Linked DNA regions of Homo sapiens: region 1 is linked to region 2. The links are chromatin loops, found by intact Hi-C in ENCODE. Cell type or tissue: heart right ventricle. All regions are shown on one strand. Links, peaks and the distances in the headings refer to the core of each region. The heading gives the core; the rest is flanking DNA. Region 1 has its middle 210 kb from the start of SP3. Region 2 has its middle 47 kb from the start of CDCA7.

Region 1 (5,383 bases), core at 52-5,051, 350 kb before region 2:
CTTTTTGGTTGAATCTCTCCATTTGTGGAAGGATATCTTTCAGGAGCTTTGTAAGAAAGGGCATATGGAAGTAAATTTTTTTTTTTAGACGGAGTCTCTCTCTGTCACCCAGGGTGGAGGGCAGTGGCTCAGTCTTGGCTCACTGCAACCTCCACCTCCCGGGTTCAAGCGATTCTTCTGCCTCAGCCTTCCGAGTAGCTGGGACTACATGCACCTGCCACTATGCCTGGCTAATTTTTGTATTTTTAGTAGAGACGTGGTTTCACCATATTGGCCAGGCTGGTCTCAACCTTGTGATCACCTGCCTTGGCCTCCCAAAGTGCTGGGATTACAGGCATAAGCCACTGTGCCTGGCCGGAGGTAAATTTTTTGATTATTTGCAAGTCCAAGTATAAATTTATTCAGATCTCATATTTGATTGAATACTGGACTGAGTATACAATTCTAGATGGAAAATAACTTTACCTCAGAATTTTGAAAATATTTGTGTACGTCTTCTAGCATCTAGAAGAAGGCCTATATTATTCCAATTTCTTTTCTTTTATATATACTGTATTTTTTTCCTCTCTAAAAACTCTTACGATATGCATTCTATTCCTGGTATTCTGAAATTTGAGACTTTTTATCCCTTTTAATCTCTTTTCAAAAGCATGTTAGAAAAGTTTCCTGAAAAGAGATGCAAAGTTTTCTGAAATTCTATGACCATTAAAAAAAAACAAAAACTTCTTTGGGGGAAGGCTAGAATGTTAGTTAGTGGACATAATATCTGAAAGTATCAGAAATTTTTGAAGCTGAATTAAATATTCAATACTTTTGCTTTATTTACATGAGTGGTTCTCAGCCAGGGGTGATTTTGCCACCCAGTGAAATGGGGCAACGCCTGGAGGTATTTTAGGTTGCCTTGACTTTGGGCAGGGAGGGATTGCTACTGGCACCTAGTGGGTAGAGGCCAGGGATGCTGCTCTACATCCTGCAATGCACAGAAGATCCTCACAATGAAGAATGATCAGGCCCAAAATATCAATAGTGTGATTGAGAAACTCTGCTTTAAAGATTTCAAGTTTCTTTATTAGTAGAAATGCCAAAAATTCTGAGTAGATTGGTTTTGTTCTGCATTCATTCATAGGATCTCCGAATACTACACACATACTCATAGAATCTCCAAATATTTCACACATATTTAATTGCATGTCTAGTAAGTGCCAGGCACCATGCCTGCTCTCACAGAACTTAAAGTCTCTTGAAATAAATTGGCTCGCTTTTTATTTTTGGTATATTTAGGGAGTCTATGAAATAGATTATTTTTTCCCTCAATTTTAGGATCATAAAAACAAATTTCTTGGAGGAAAAGACAACCTCTCCGCTTTGGTCTTGTGCTTTCACATCACTGACCCTAGCAAGAGAGTGCTGGAAATGGTGAGGCGGGGAGACACTGTGTTCAACAAGGATAGAGACACCTCTGTGATCTCAGCACTGCAATTCACTGCAGGCTGGAATGCTTGTCGAAGACGCACATTCCTAGGTCCTCAGACAAAAGGAATCAGAATCACCGAGATGTAGCTGAGACTCTGGGTTCCAACAAGCTCCCCAAGTGGTTTTATGTTCACCAACATCTAAGAACCTCTGGCCCAGACCCTGTGCTATTGTGGAAATGGGTGTGAATATTCGGATCCAGGGGTGAAAATGGTGGTAATTAGTGCACACAGCATCTTTAATATTAGGAATAAGATGAAGCATTAACATTGCGTTTAGAGCACTACTCTGTCATCAGACTGCTCGATTCAACCCTTAGCTCCATCATTAATTAGCTGTGTGACACTGAGGAAATGACCTAACCTCTCTGAGTCTCTGTTTCCTCATCTGTAAAGTGGAGATAATAGTATACATAGTTCATAGGGTGTATGCTGGGATTCATGTGAAATACTTTCTACAGTCTGGCACATAATCAGTGCTCAATATTATAGTTATAAAGAGACACAACTCTTGGAATCCTGAGACAGTTCTTGAGATCCAAGACGCTTCCTGATCTAAACTTCAATGATTTCTCCAGCAAAAAACGTCCTCCTCTCCAGACTTAATGCATCCACAGGCTCACATACTGTGCACGGTGTGTGTACATACACATACCCGCTGCCTGTCTTACACATGCACACATGCTTTCTCACACTCACACACACTTTCACACATGTTTTCTCACACACACACTCTCTCACACACACACTCACACAAGTTCTGTCTCACACATACCCCCCTCACACATGTTCTCTCACACTATTCACACTCACACATACACACTCTCACACATGGTCTCTCACAGACACACTCACACCTGTTCTTTCTGTCACATACACACACTCTCTCACACATGTACACACACACACACACCCCTCTACCACTCATAAGGTGGCTGTTCCTCGGGGTCTAGCATCTGTTTGACTTTCTTTGTTCTGGAAAGGCTTCTTGTCAGCACTGTCCTTTCCAAGATCTGCACTGCACTGTGGGCTGGGGCTGTGATAATTAGTCCCTTTCAGATGGCTCAGGCTTAATGATAATGAGTGGGCAGAGCTGCGTGGCTGCAGGCTGGGAGCAGGAGGTGGAGAGGGTATGGCTAACGGCAGAGTCCGAGGCTGTAACCTGGGGTGGCCAGAGCCAGGACACCCCTCTTTCCTCTCTATGCCCTGCGGGGCCAGGTTTGGGGGCACAGTGGAGATGAAGCACCCTCCTGGTGGCAGACCTCACTTGCTTGAGGCCTCAAGGAACGCGGAATGTAACCAGAGCTAAGCACAGGCGCTGAGAGCCCTCTATGGGCTCTTCCAATTACAATGTTGTGATTAGCCACACTTCCTGCTTGGAAAACAGGCAGGCAGATATTTAAAAGGGAAATCCTACTGTGAGGTTTGGATGGGATTTCAAATGAATTTTTTCTGCAAATAAGATTAAAGGCAGAAAGAGGAAGGGATGCTATTCAAAACTTTCCCGAGGGCTAGGGCTTGTTGAGCTATAGAACAAAGGATGCCCAGAGACCCCGGGAGCTCCAGCTCCCTATAACTTCATGATATGCTGGACTTTCCCAAGCGAGTGACTTTAACCATCATTCAGATTGGGTGGGCAGTGGAGACATGGACAAGACCTTAAAATGTTTTTTTTTTTTTTTTGGTACAAGAAGATTCTCTTAAGCAGGTTTGTTGCTGTCAGCAAACAACTGTTGAGCATCTAGCGGGGACACCTCAGGAAATTGTTTGGGTGACTGGGCAAGTTGTGTAATCTCTGTCGTCTTAGTTTCCTCATCAGGAAATTGGGATAACCATAGGACTTATCTCAAAGGATTGTTGTATGATGGGAGTGAATGCTTATAGAGCACTTAAAGCAGAAGCCGGCACACACTCAGCCTTCAGGAAATGTGAGCTCTTGTTCTCCTGAGGAATTCATCAATATTGTAGGTCAAAGAGCTCATAGTCAGGTTTGCCAAGGTCATCGCAAGTCACGGTGAAAGTCTATGGCTTTCTATTACGTGTTCAGGTTTAAAAGAGTGATTGCTTTATATACTCAACATTTTCTGGAAATACAAATGTACGTTTTGAAATTTAGTCCCAAAAGGTAGTTTACAGCACCCTCCATTGTGGTGGTGATGACCCACATGCTGAAAGAAAGCACGTTGTATTTAATACAAAGGCTGCAAAAAACCTGCTTGAACATTAAACTTTACAGAGGAACACATAAAATGCACTGGAGCAAAAATTCCTCAACTCTTCTGCCACCAGCAGATGGGGTTAAGGGTCCCTTAGTCTCTCTTTGGACTTAAGGAAAATGTGGACTTCTGGACAACCTTTGTAAGGACACTACCTTCTGTACTTTTTTTTTTGCCCTAGGACTTTGGGAAAACAGATTCCAATCATACAGAGATATGACCCAGAATATTAAAAAAAAATCTAGTGTTTTGTTCATTCAGAAGTCAAGTGATGACTGTTAGTTGAAAAGTATATTTCTGTTATTAAAGAAGCAAATTAAAATCACAAGAAAACAATGGAATGATCAGCTTGCAAAGTTATTTGCGTTGATTAAAAGCACCAATAAATGTGTCTTGGTTCTATAACTGCTTCATCTGGCACTTGACATGTAATAGATTTTTTTCACAGTATAATATCTCCATTGAAATACAATTATTTTGCAGATTGCTCAACCGAATACTCTTATAAACATACTGTTAGGGGGACTCACCCCTGGTGATCATCAGGGTATCATGACAATGTGCACAATTGATGGACATGAGAGGAATGTGGCAGCCAAGCTCGGAGCAGAGAGGGTGATTTGTTGCAGAGCAATTATTCTAATGCATTTTTAAAAGCGTAAAATAAAGAATCATTTCATTTGCTGAAAAGATATTTTAGGTGTTTCGTTAAAGCAGTGACAGAATATTTTGATTGTCAGGTTTTTTTTTCTTTATAAAGTTAGATAATTACATTTACCAGTTAAAGAATTGCCATTTAAAAATAATATTTTGTCTAAATGTTTAAAGATGTCTATTAAAAATGTATACTGAACATGACAGTGGCCTTTTCATGCTGTAATTCTAGTCAGTGGTCCGAAAACAATTAGGCTGAAAAAATGAACATTTATTCACTGCTAGCTGGAGAGTCAAGAATCTGTAGAGTATATTATGATTTTTAAGATTGTTTTATGTTTGCTCAGATAACATATCTAAGGAAGGTGGCTTATGTGTGCATTTAGTTTCTTCAGTAATCTCTCCAGTGGGCAAAGCCCCCAGTAGTCTGTGTTCCGGGGAACCCATGATCTCATGCATAAGAATGTGGAGGACATCGGGGGATCTTTAATGAAACAGCCAAATGTGACCTATCTATTTAGGCCCCTCGTTCATCTGGCATATACACTGGCATAGCTATGCTAGTTACAATACTGAAATATTTGCTCACCTGTCAGAAGCAAGTCCTTCCCCCAAGGCCCCCGTGTGGCCCCCTCAGGCCACTCCCTGAGACCCTCCAGGTAGCCCCCAACCCAACGGGCAAAAGATGAATGCCTGCCTTGGCAGAGGCTGCCAGCTTGCTCCAGCCTGGAGTTTTTTTTTTAACTTTTAGAACTTTTTATTTTTTCTTTTCTTTTCTTTTCTTTTTTTTTTTTTTTTTTTTGACAGAGTCTCCCACTGTCACCTGGGCTGGAGTGCAATGGCGTGATCTAAGATCACTGCAACCTCCACCTCCTGGGTTCAAGCAATTCTCCTGCCTCAGCCTCTTGAGTAGCCGGGATTACAGGCACCCACCATGCCCAGCTAAATTTTTGCTAAATTTTTGTATTTTTAGTAGACGCAGGGTTTCACCATGTCGGCCTGGCTGGTCTCGAACTCCTGACCTCGTGATCCGCCCACCTT
Region 2 (5,383 bases), core at 98-5,097:
AGGTAGAGATCTGGGGGGAAAGAAGAAACGCCCTTTTAGCACAGAGGACCTGATCACCCTCGCCACTGTCCTTTATAGCAATTTAGAAATAAACCTTCAGGTGTACACTTTACAACTTGGACCATGCCATTAATGTCAGTCCCAACTATAATACCACCGTCATGCACTCTGGCTCCTGCTATTCCTCAGAAAAGACTGTAAATCCTTGCAATCTGTAGAATCCCCATTAAAGCTCTGAATAAATGTCCTCAACAATTAAAATTCATTCATTACATGAATTTTTTTAAACTCGCAGTCTTGCATATAAATAGCAAAGGGAATGCTGCATGCAGCTAGTCCATAGATTAAGCAAAGCAGACAGATAAAGATATACAAGTAGCCACAGGACTGGTGTGAATTGTGATTTATAAGCCAAATAGGAAGAGAGGGGAATAGTGTCTCCTCTGGTCATAAGATTTTGTTCATTTTGTCTATTTGTAGACAAAAGTCTACAACCTACTTTCAACATAAATGTGTGATCCATTTCTGTCTCCAGGAGCACAAATTTTAGGTATATTCGGACATCCATCCTTCCCCTTTCAGCCAGGAGCCATGCAGATGTGTAGGAATGGAGGAGTCATCATTTTACAGAAGAGGAAACTGAGGTTCAGAGAGGCTACGTGATGTCAAAAATCATAGCTGCAGGCCTGGCGCAGTGGCTCACGCCTGTAATCCAAGCACTTTGGGAGGCTGAGGGGGGCGGATCACCTGAGGTCAGGAGTTCGAGACCAGCCTGGCCAACATGGTGAAACCCCATCTCTACTAAAAATACAAAAATTAGCCAGGTGTGGTGGTGGGTTCTTATAATGCCAGCTACTCAGGAGGCTGAGGCAGGAGAATCGCTTGAGCCTGGGAAGCGGACGTTGCAGTGAGCCGAGATTGCACTACTGCACTCTAGCCTGGGCAACAAGAGCGAAATACCATCTTAAAAAAAGAATCATAGCAGACGTTAGGATCAGAACCGATCTACAGGAATGCAGAAGTTTCTTCACCCCTAGAACTTTGCTCTTTTATGCATACTCAGTATTTCTCAAGGTATGCTCCACAAGACACAAGTGCCTAGAACATAGGTGCTTTGTGGAAAGGAAAAGACAAAATGTCATGGTCGTCATGGTCAGATAAGTTTTGGAAGTGCTGGATCAGACAAATTTAAGTGGGCTTTTTCATTTGTTTGTTTGGACTGTAGAACTTATAGGACTTGTAACAAGATTTCTTTCCACAAAAGTTGGGGGAGTGGGGAATGCACAGATAGTGCCTACAGGCTTTCTCAGACTCTGACATCAGAACACTTTTTACCGCATGAAATAAATACCTGGGAGCCCCTTAGGGTCCAGCAACCTTTCACACAACGTAGCTTAGAAAATGCTGTGCCGAGCCCCTCTTTCTCAGCTATTTCATGGGCTGGAATGGCATTTGTCCACATTTTGTGGGGCTTCCTTGTCTCTCTGCAGATGCTTCTGAGCCAAGTCCAGAAGACGTGGGAAGTGGGGTCTCTTGGCACTGATGTAGCTACAGCACGAAGGTATTGTGTTTCTCCTTCCTAGGCACCCAAAGTGAGAGCAGCAGGGCGCAGCAGTGCCCAGAGCTGACTGATGGCATCAGGAAATCTAGCTCATCCCAACCACAGGCAGTTTTTAAAATTGGGGTTGTGGCTCCCCCTGCTAAAGGTATCCTCACAGGATGTCATATCAGAGCTCAGCCCCCGAGTGAGAAACAGTTATGCCTAGGGGTATGGAAGGGAAAAAGAGGAGGAAACGGGGGCTTTAATTTCCATCCCTGACTTTTTCCCGGCTGCCTTTGTAAGACTTTGGTCACCTGCTCCTAAAATGCCTCTTCAGCTGTGTTTCTACAGAGGTGTTAACTGCTTTCCTCACCGGGGACTGTGCAAAGGGAGACCTCTGTTTCTGGTTCAGCGACATTACCCACGGACCTTGTTACCAACCTTGGCGACCAGAGAACGCTGATCTCCAAAGGTCTAGACCCGGTGAAACAGCGTTCGGTGGCCACTGACCGGTTTCCAGAGTCAGAGCTCCCCCTGCTGGAATCCAAAGCACGTCGTAACCCTGTCTGGACGTATTTTATTCCACAAGACCGTGCAGCCCTGATTGAGTGAACTTTCCACCAGCCACTTTATCCTCATACACAGGCATTTTCCGAGGAGGACTTGAGCCGACATCAGTGTTTGGCCATTCGCGGTTCTCGCTTCCCCTTGGTTATTTCCCCTTCGCTGAAATATATTCTAGTTTTCCCAGCCCAGATCTAATTGGACTCCTCCGGGCTGGGAATTTAGGTTTGGGAGATTTCCCAAATTAAACCATGAAGTTTATCACTAATATAATTACATTTCTCAAATACCAGACCTTTTGCATTGCTCATCTAGATGGGGGAAAGGAAGAAAGGAAAAAGTGAGGAAGGGAGGGAGAGAGGGAGGGAGGGAGGGAGGGAAGGAAGAAAGGAGGGAAGGAGGGAAGGAGGAACAGTGAGTCCTGCTTTTCTATCATGGGATAATAACATGTCTAAAAAAAGTGTTTCCCTTAATTGGGACCCAGGGGACGGAGAGTAGAAAAATACCTCCAGAAAGTCCCCCTTCGGAGTGGGGTCTAGAGCACAGATGTTGGGAATCAGGTTTCACTCTGCTCCAACAGCTCAGCCTTTCCATGCCATAAGGACCCTGCGCTGTCTGCCGAGGAAAACAACGAACAGTAAACCTTTGCTCATTTCTAGCTTCATCTTCAGAGACCGGATTCTCCAGAATTCCTGTGGCTGAGTAATTCCATGTCCCTTGATTTGGGGAATTCCTCCTAGGTAAAGCTTTAACAGACACCATTCTATTTGAAATCGCAAGTACTGTGCATCTTTTCATTTGCTAAAGGAGAAGAAGAAGGGAAAGAAGGAAGGAGTAGAACCCAGTCAGTGTGAAATGTGTATCTCTCCTGTGGGACAGCGGCAAGGTTTTCTGCTGGTTTTCTAGATCAAACGAGGACTCCTTATGAACTACTGGCACAGAATTTCGAGGCTCTTTATGACTTAGAATTAGGGAGCATGTTGGCTGTGTTTTCCTCCTCCAAAGGTGGAATGTGTGGCCATTTTGGGGCACCTTGAAAATAAAAAATGGAAAGATACCAAATGCAAAAGCCTAAATAAAGGCATACCTCCTTCAACTCAGTAAATAATTATTCAGATTTACAAAAATGAATAAATAAGGGAGCAAATCTTCATTTTACAGAAGTATGCATACACCATGAGATTCCTTTACATTCCAAGTTCCCCTGATGCATAAAACATATGACTAGATTTACAAAAACTTGATTTACACAATTTTTTAGGAAAACAACTTTGCAGAAAGATTAGGTATGATTAGATGCTAGAAGAGCTCTTCTCTCAAGGGAAAACAAATGAGCTTAGCTAACGGGAGATGGTGGAGTTAATAACCAAAAAATTCTTCATGCCATTTGAAAGAGTTGATTTCAATATTGTGAAGTTCTTAAAGATTTCTTAGGCAACTCCAAATGACTGCTTACAGGCATGGGAACAGAACTCCTGGAAGGGACTGCAGCAGGAAATGGGCAGTGTTCAACCCTTTCTGAACTCAAGGGTTCCAGAAGAGAGCCCGTGAGGCCAAATGTGTCAGCTAGGAAATGATAGGGTCTGCCCCCTGTAGGGCAAAGGGAACCTGTACGTTGTCCTTGAAGGACTGACATATTCCTCTCTCCTTCTAAACGCCAGTCCTTCCACTTCTATGAGGATAAATACTGGAGAAAGGAGAGAAGAGGAGGGGAGGGGAAGGAGAAAGGGAGGAGAGGGAAACCTGTGTGGCACTGAGGGCGTTTGGCTGAAGCTAAAAGAAGAAACCTAATTCTAAGTGAATACATTTGTTCCAGAGAGGTCTAAGAAGACTCTCGGAGCCTTGCAGCCTGGAGCTGGATTTTCCTCTGAAGCCCTGCCATGCAAAGGGCAAACAAATGACCATGTAGATGATGCAAATGAGGGTTTCTCATGTATTTCTCCCTGAATGATCGAAGACGCTTCACTTTAAAATTCATACTCAGAATAATTAGCCATTCTAACCTTTAAAAAAAAAAGAGTTCACATGCATACTCTTTTCTAATAAATAAATACTGCCCTGCACCATTTTGAAATGTCTAGGAATTTCCGTCATATTGTGGTCTAATCTCTGATTTGCTTTTAGCCTTCTGATCTGCAGGAGAATCGGAGCTATGCGAATCCACATCCAGGTTCCTTTCTCACCCTTTTATTCTCCCACGGCAGCATTTGGAGATAGCTGGAGAAGGAGGTGTTCTCTTTCTCTCCCCTCTCTCTCTCATAGACGCAAAGCCACAACAATGTTGAAAATCTGTGCAGACGTCCACTTCTGTTAGCTTCCATTTCTGTGCATGCTACAGTATTTGTTTATGATTTTGCACCCGTTCTGGTGATGCAGCACATTTACAGCTCATGAATATTTGATACTGAATTAAACAATTTGTCATTCTATTACATAAAGAGCACAATTTAGTTCAGAGCAAACCATTTGAAAGAGAACTCATTATTATGATACCACGATTTTATTTTATTTTATTGTAGTGTTTTGATTGTTAAATAGACAATACATGTCTTTCTCTCTCTCTTTTAATTTTTTTTTTTGTCTAAAAGATGAAACCCTGCCTTTTACTTTGCAAACTACATTACTTATTTTCATTTAAATAAGGGAAAGTATTTTTCTAAAATATTAAATTGTTTAACATGCGCCCCTTTAGAAAAAAAAGGACCATGTTTGTATTTAACAACAATTCAGCTAAAAGACAGTTCAGAGACTCATCAGCAGCCCAGTTCGCTTGTTTGTCAATGAAGGATCTGTGATCGTGTTCTGTGCAAGTTGTTTTAATAATATGGATTCGTCTAAATGAATCTACGCAGGCACAGACACATTAGAAATGTTGGGTCTTTACCAACATAATCATTGGTTTGTGCATCTGATCAGGGCATCTACTGGGAGCAATGATGAAAATAACTAGGGTTTTGTTAGGAGAGCTAGACAGGCTACTGGTTCTTCTGCTCCCCACTCTGTTTTGTGGTGTTCTCTATCCCAGATTTCCAGAGCTGACCTTGGGGCAGGGATGAAATACTGCCTCAGGAGGGCCTGGCCCTGCGTGCCCTGTACCCTAAGGTACAGACTGAATTCCTGCCAAGGACAGGGGCAGCTTGTTCTCTACCCTGGACCGCTTGTTCTATATCACTGGCAAGAAGACATCACCACATGGCCAGCAGTAAATACACGGAGGTGCTCAGAGGGTTCGTAAGTGTGCAGAGATGGAAAATTGTTCACAAGTGACAAAGCACATAT

What was found. Hi-C counts contacts between places; a loop is a spot of excess contacts. Peaks named below come from ENCODE experiments on the same cell type or tissue, not always from the same donor. Only the 100,000 strongest peaks of a DNase experiment are listed, where the experiment ranks them.
Region 1: a loop joins it to region 2, with 5 times the contacts of the local background. A loop is called at or near these places in 20 of 110 quality-filtered maps.

What each region holds. Positions count from the first base shown.
Region 1 is chr2:173,747,900-173,753,282 of GRCh38, reverse strand. No RefSeq gene overlaps it. Among named protein-coding and RNA genes, the nearest start is that of SP3, 210 kb to the left of the region's middle. In heart right ventricle, for the core only: CTCF peaks have their summits at 937 (motif pointing left), 2,783 and 3,750 (motif pointing right); a DNase peak (open chromatin) is centred at 2,722; H3K27me3 peaks cover 602 bases.
Region 2 is chr2:173,399,274-173,404,656 of GRCh38, reverse strand. No RefSeq gene overlaps it. Among named protein-coding and RNA genes, the nearest start is that of CDCA7, 47 kb to the right of the region's middle. RefSeq lists a silencer at 1,992-2,161. In heart right ventricle, for the core only: CTCF peaks have their summits at 1,871, 2,075 (motif pointing left) and 3,683 (motif pointing left); a DNase peak (open chromatin) is centred at 2,066; H3K4me3 peaks cover 1,193 bases; H3K27ac peaks cover 722 bases; H3K27me3 peaks cover 1,572 bases.